2 separate regions of the Homo sapiens genome follow, and region 2 is linked to region 1. A link is an interaction called in ENCODE POLR2A ChIA-PET data of the cell type or tissue named here. Cell type or tissue: GM12878. All regions are shown on one strand. Links, peaks and the distances in the headings refer to the core of each region. The heading gives the core; the rest is flanking DNA. Region 1 overlaps LRCH3 (leucine rich repeats and calponin homology domain containing 3). Region 2 overlaps LRCH3 (leucine rich repeats and calponin homology domain containing 3).

Region 1 (2,915 bases), core at 155-2,654:
GGAAATCTTAAGAAGACTGTGGCTTACCTTCCCACTCTCTATGATATGAAAATCATTTTTAAAAAACTGTGGGGTTTTTTTTTTTGAGACAGTCTCACTCTGTCGCCTAGGCTGGAGTGGAGTATAGTGGTGCGATCAGCGTGATCTTGGCTCATTGCAACCTCCACCACCGGGGTTCAAGCAATTCTCCTGCCTCAGCCTCCCGAGTAGCTGGGATTACAAACACCTGCCAGCACGCCTGGCTAATTTTTTTTTTTTTTGTAGTTTTAGTAGAGACAGGGTTTCACCATCATGGCCAGGCTCGTCTTGAACTCCTGACCTCATGATCCACCTGCCTCGGCCTCCCAAAGTGCTGGGATTACAGGCATGAGCCACTGCACCCGGCCTGTTCTTTTGTTTTTTGTTTTTGTTTTGAGAGCGAGTCTCACTCTGCTGCCCAGGCTGGAGTGCAGTGACGTGATCTCGGCTCACTGCAACTTCTGCCTCCCGGGATAAGCAATTCCCCTGCCTCAGCCTCCCGAGTAGCTGAAGCTGGGATTACAGGCGCGTGCCACCACAGCCAGCTAATTTTTTGTATTTTTAGTAGAGACGGGGTTTCGCCATGTTGGTCAGGTTGGTCTCAAACTCCTGATCTCAGGTGATCCACCCATCTTGACCTCACAAAGTGCTGGGATTACAGGCATGAGCCACCGCGCCTAGCCAAAAACCTGTTTTTAATGGGAAAATCTATTACCCAGTTTTTAAATAAGAAATCAGTTAAACCAGTTTAAATCCAAGGTTTAAGACTTCCTTCAAACAATAAAAATTTAGAAATTGTGAAGAGCAAAGAAGAAAGTTAAAAGTGAATAAGGAAATGCTTTACATTTTTACTACTAGTTTGATTCTAAAATTAGTCACACTGCATTTGATATTGCTGGCTGCTTCAGGAATTCAAAATAATATTCCTTTGTGTGAATTACCACATTGACCATACATTTTTCCCAAGCGCACCTGGGATATTTTACAGAGGAACTGGAAAGAACAAGAAACATGTATATAACCACACCACTTAAAGTCATACTTGATGTTCTAACATGAAGTAACGTTAACCATCCAGCTCCCAAATATAGCCACTGTAAAAGGAACTGGAACCTGGGAACTCCTCAGCCCCAGCACTGCTGTCACTCCCGTACTCTCAAAACTGGTTCAGTGGTCCTCTATGGTTCATCTTCTCACCTCCCCTAAAGAAACCATCCTACTACCTCCCCTTCCCTTCTAAGACCAATCTCAGGGGAGTCTAACGTACTGTCTAACCTAACTTCCTGCAGTGATGAGAGAGTTCTATTATCTGTGCTGTCCAGTATGACAGAGAGGAGGTTGGTCCAAGGTGCTGTCCAAAATGACATATGTGGCTACTGAGCACTTGAAATGTGGCTAGTGCAAATGAAGAACCAAGTTTTAAATTTCTATTTTAATAACCACTTACGGCTAGTTGCTACCATACTACACAGTACAGTTCTAGAAAAATTCATAGTGCATATACTGTGACTGTTACAAAATAGACATAAACAAGGATCCAAGAAAAACACAATCTCAAATTAAGACCTGGTACTCTAGTCCGTATTTCCAAGACTAATGAAACCATAATTTTGTGAGTTACAGACTGCCTCCTTGGAAAATTAAATGGCATTTTAGCAGTCCTCATTCTTCTTACCTAGAAAGTATTCATTTCTTGAAAATTTTAATTCTCATAGCTCCAATGACACTGCATTACTTTGGCTCACCCGCCACATGTCAATGTTTCCTTTTTCTGTGTGTGATTGTAGTCCACCTGCCCACAGCATCCTGCTCTCACCTGTAGGCTTTACACCAATGGTGAGTCTTTGCTTTCTCATTTTCTGTATTTCATTCAAGAGTTTTCTTCAAGCTTCAGCTATGACTCTTATTTGCCTTGTGTAAAACAGTATCACCTCACTATACAACGTTAAGAATATCATTTAATCTGAGATTGCTTCTCTCTCATTTATTTATTTATTTATTTTTTTTGAGACAGGGTCTCACTCTGTTGCCCATACTGGAGAGCAGTGGTGCGACCTCCGCTCACTGCACCCTCAATCTCCCAGACTCAAGCGATTCTCCCACCTCAGCTTCCCAAGCAGCTGGGACTACAGATGCATTCCACCACAACTGTCTAATTTTTGTATTTTTTTAAGAGACGAGGTTTGCGATGTTGCCCAGGCTGGTCTCCATCTCCTGGGCTCAAGTGATCCACTCGCCTCAGCCTCCTAAAGTGTTAAAGTGCTAGGGTTACAGGCGTGAGCCACTGCACCCAGCTTCAGATTGCTTCTCATTTGTGAAATAACTTAGAAGGTCACTATGGTTCCTTCTGGTTTTAGGATTTTTCTGGTTTTGTTTTTTTTTTTGTTTTTTTTGTTTTTTTTTTTTTTGAGATGGAGTCTCGCTCTGTTGCCAGTGCTGGGGTGCAGAGGCGCCATCTCAGCTCACTGCAACCTCCACCTCCCCGGCACAAGCGATTCCCCTGCCTGTCTCCTGAGTAGCTGGGATTATAGGCGCCTGCCAATGGCACCCAGCTATTTTTTGTATTTTTAGTAGAGACGGGGTTTCACCGTGTTGGGCAGACTGGTCTCAAACTCCTCACCTCAGGTGATCCACCTGCCTCGGCCTCCCAAAGTGCTGGGATTACAGGCGTGAGCCACTGCGCCCGGCCTAGTTTTAGGATTCTATGAATTCTAGTACAGGCCTAGTTACTGAATCTTTTTTCTGTTTCTGTTTTTTCCCAGACTGATTCCTCTTTCCACCTTTTAAAATGCTGGTATCTCCCTGAGTTGACAGTGCCTACCTTTTCCATTCTCTACGTCCTTCCTCCAAGAATCTTATAAACTCTCACTATGACTCTCTTGAATTTATTCCATAGC
Region 2 (2,915 bases), core at 212-2,711, 62 kb before region 1:
TTCAAGGTAGAGATTATTCTAGACAATGGAGGAAAAAATATTTTCAAAAATTTAAAAAACACTTATTAACAGGACATAGACTAGAAATTTAAAAAACACTTATTAACAGGACATAGACTAGAAATTTAAAAAACACTTCCTATTAACAGGACATAGACTAGAAATTTAAAAGTATTAAGGAATAAAAGGAGAAAGTTAACAGGCAACTTTATGAGATGAGAAGAGCTGAAACAACAATGAAGGGCAGCGAATGTTCTCTCCTTCGGTTTGAAACAGCAACAGGCCGGGCGCAGTAGGCTCACGCCTGTAATCCCAGCACTTCGGGAGGCAGAGGTGGGCAGATTGCCTGAGGTCAGGAGTTTGAAACCAGCCTGGCCAACACGGTAAAATCCCATCTCTACTAAAAATACAAAAATTAGCTGGGCGTGGTGGCATGCGCCTGTAATCGCAGCTACTCGGGAGGCTGAGGCAGGAGAATCACTTGAAACTGGGAGGCAGAGGTTTGTAGTGAGCTGAGATCTCACCACTGCACTCCAGCCTGAGCGACAGAGCAAGAGTCCGTCTCAAAGGAAAACAAAAAAGAAAGAAACAGCAACAGATAATATACTACTGGGCGTGATGAAAACAAAGCCAGAGGAGAGGAGACGTGTAAAAATGGTTTCTGAAATGTATTTTTATTAAAGCTATAAATCTAAGTGACTTGCATTCTAGGATACTAAAAATCATTAGCTTAAATCACTGTGAGGCCATTAACTACATTTGGGAACTCTTGGAAAACTGGAGAGCAAAAAAAAGGTTAAGAAATAATCTCTCACTAGAGAATTGAGGCAATGGAAAGAAAAAAAAACCCAGAACTGATATAAACTCAACTTTTAAGCCTAGCTAAGCAATAAAAGAAATAAATTCATAAGTATAATGTATAATTGCTGTGAAAGTAATAGAGATACTAAAAAAATAAAGAATAAATCTTTTAAAATAATAATTTGACAGTACAGCAGGTCGGATAGAAAAAAAAGACTTATCTATCTTAAATCTAGTGAAGTTTTATTTTTAATCTCATATGACAGTCACTGTAGAACAAGACACTGTGGTCTGTCTGGACCACACAACTTTTGGCACAGTCAAAACAACTCTCAGTTATGACTCTGAATAAGCCACAATGCCCGAAGGTGTTCATGGAGTACAACAAATTAACTTCTCTCCCATACATCTAGAATGGTGCCAGTTATGGACCTTCCTTGAGATCATTTTGAAAAAAAGTTGCTGAAATAATTTTCTGTGTTGTTCCAGTAAGGATCCCAGTTGAGAACGGCTAGCAAAGGGTTCACATGGAAGAGAATTATGAAGTTTTTTCAGGAGGCATCCAGGTATGTAGGGCATGCTCAACAATAACCAGAGGAGGTTTCTCAGATTTACAGTTGTTATAAAGTTGAGGTTATTAGCCGGGCTTGGTGGTGGGCACCTGTAATCCCAGCTACTCGGAAGCCTGAGGCATGAGAATCGCTTTAAACCCAGGAGGCAGAGGTTGCAGTGAGCCGAGATTGTGCCATTGCACTCTAACCTGGGCAACAAGAGCAAAACTCCGTCTCAAAAAAAAAAAAAAAAAGTTGGGGTCAGCATTTAAAAAAGCACAATGCAGACAGACTAAACTGAGGGTTACCGGAGGCTGGGAAGGGTAGTGGGAGGGTGGGGGAAGGAAATGGGGACAGTTAATGGGTCCAAAAAAAATAAAAAGAATAAGATCCAGCATTTGATAGTACAAAATGGTCATCACAGTCAATAATTTAATTGTACATTTAAAAATAACTAAAGGAGTATAACTGGATTGTTTGTAACACAAAGGATAAATGCTTGAGGTGATGGATAGCCCATTTACCTGATATAATTATTATGCACTGTATACCTATATCAAAATACCTCATGAACCCCATATACACACTTACTATGTACCCACAAAAATTAAAAAGTAAAAAAAAAAAGGACATGATACAAGAATTCGGTTTTAATGTTTTTAGAGACACAGTCTTGCACTGTCCCAGGCTGGGGTACAGTGGTGTGATCACAGCTCACTGCAGTCTTGAGTTCCTGGCCTCAATTGTATTCCCCCTCGGGCTACCAACACTGGGATTACAGGTGTGAGCCAGTGTACCTGGCTCAATGCAACAATTTGAAAGTATTCTGGTACATGAGACAAGTAAAAATATTCAAACAGCAAAATTAAATATTCAAGAAAAAATAAAGAATACAACACGTGGAAAGTAACTGTCATTTAGAAGTTGAAGGAGGTTGGGCGCAGTGGCTGACACCTAGCACTTTGGGAGGCCGAGGCAGGATGATCTCTTGAGCCCAGGAGTTTGAGACCCGCCTGGGCAATACAGTGAGACCTTGTTTCTACAAAAACTTAAAAAGTCAGCCAGGCATGGTGGTGCGCATCTGTATTCCCAGCTACTCAGGAGGCTAGGGAGGGAGGATCCAGCCTGGGAGACAGAGCAGGACCCTGTCTCAACACATAGAAGAGGTATAACTAAAATATTTGAGAATTCCAGTGGATACTGAGCAAAATGAAGACCAAAAATTTAAAAATCACCCTAAATGAGCAAGCTCTAACGAGGGATGTATTTCTAGTTTGGACCATGAAGCCAGAATGGAGGGCACAGAACTTGTGAAAATTCATTAAAGATGAACAGTCTGGGAAAGGCATGTAAAAGAATCTGAGTTTATTTAGGAAGAAGCTAAGGATGGCATCGTAATTGTTTTTAAATTCTTACATTAAAAAAATATTGTATTTTGTGTAAAAAAAAAAAGGATTCTTACATTAAAAAATGCTAAATAACTAGAAAATCTCCACTCTGGAAAGAAAAGAAGTATAAACCACAGCAGGACAGTTGTAAGTTAGACAAAGGTCTTCTTGACAG

The links. Peaks named below come from ENCODE experiments on the same cell type or tissue, not always from the same donor. Only the 100,000 strongest peaks of a DNase experiment are listed, where the experiment ranks them.
Region 2: POLR2A ChIA-PET joins it to region 1 with 5 read pairs; 7 of 35 experiments call an interaction of 5 or more read pairs at or near these places.

What each region holds. Positions count from the first base shown.
Region 1 is chr3:197,797,371-197,800,285 of GRCh38, reverse strand. The region is part of intron 1 of LRCH3 (leucine rich repeats and calponin homology domain containing 3); the gene reads right to left. Among named protein-coding and RNA genes, the nearest start is that of LRCH3, 7.6 kb to the right of the region's middle. RefSeq lists an enhancer at 1,193-1,242. In GM12878, for the core only: no CTCF peak of the experiment used is centred there; a DNase peak (open chromatin) is centred at 1,205; H3K4me3 peaks cover 830 bases; H3K27ac peaks cover 2,345 bases.
Region 2 is chr3:197,859,663-197,862,577 of GRCh38, reverse strand. All of the region lies in intron 15 of LRCH3 (leucine rich repeats and calponin homology domain containing 3), which reads right to left. Among named protein-coding and RNA genes, the nearest start is that of LRCH3, 70 kb to the right of the region's middle. In GM12878, for the core only: no CTCF peak of the experiment used is centred there; no DNase peak of the experiment used is centred there.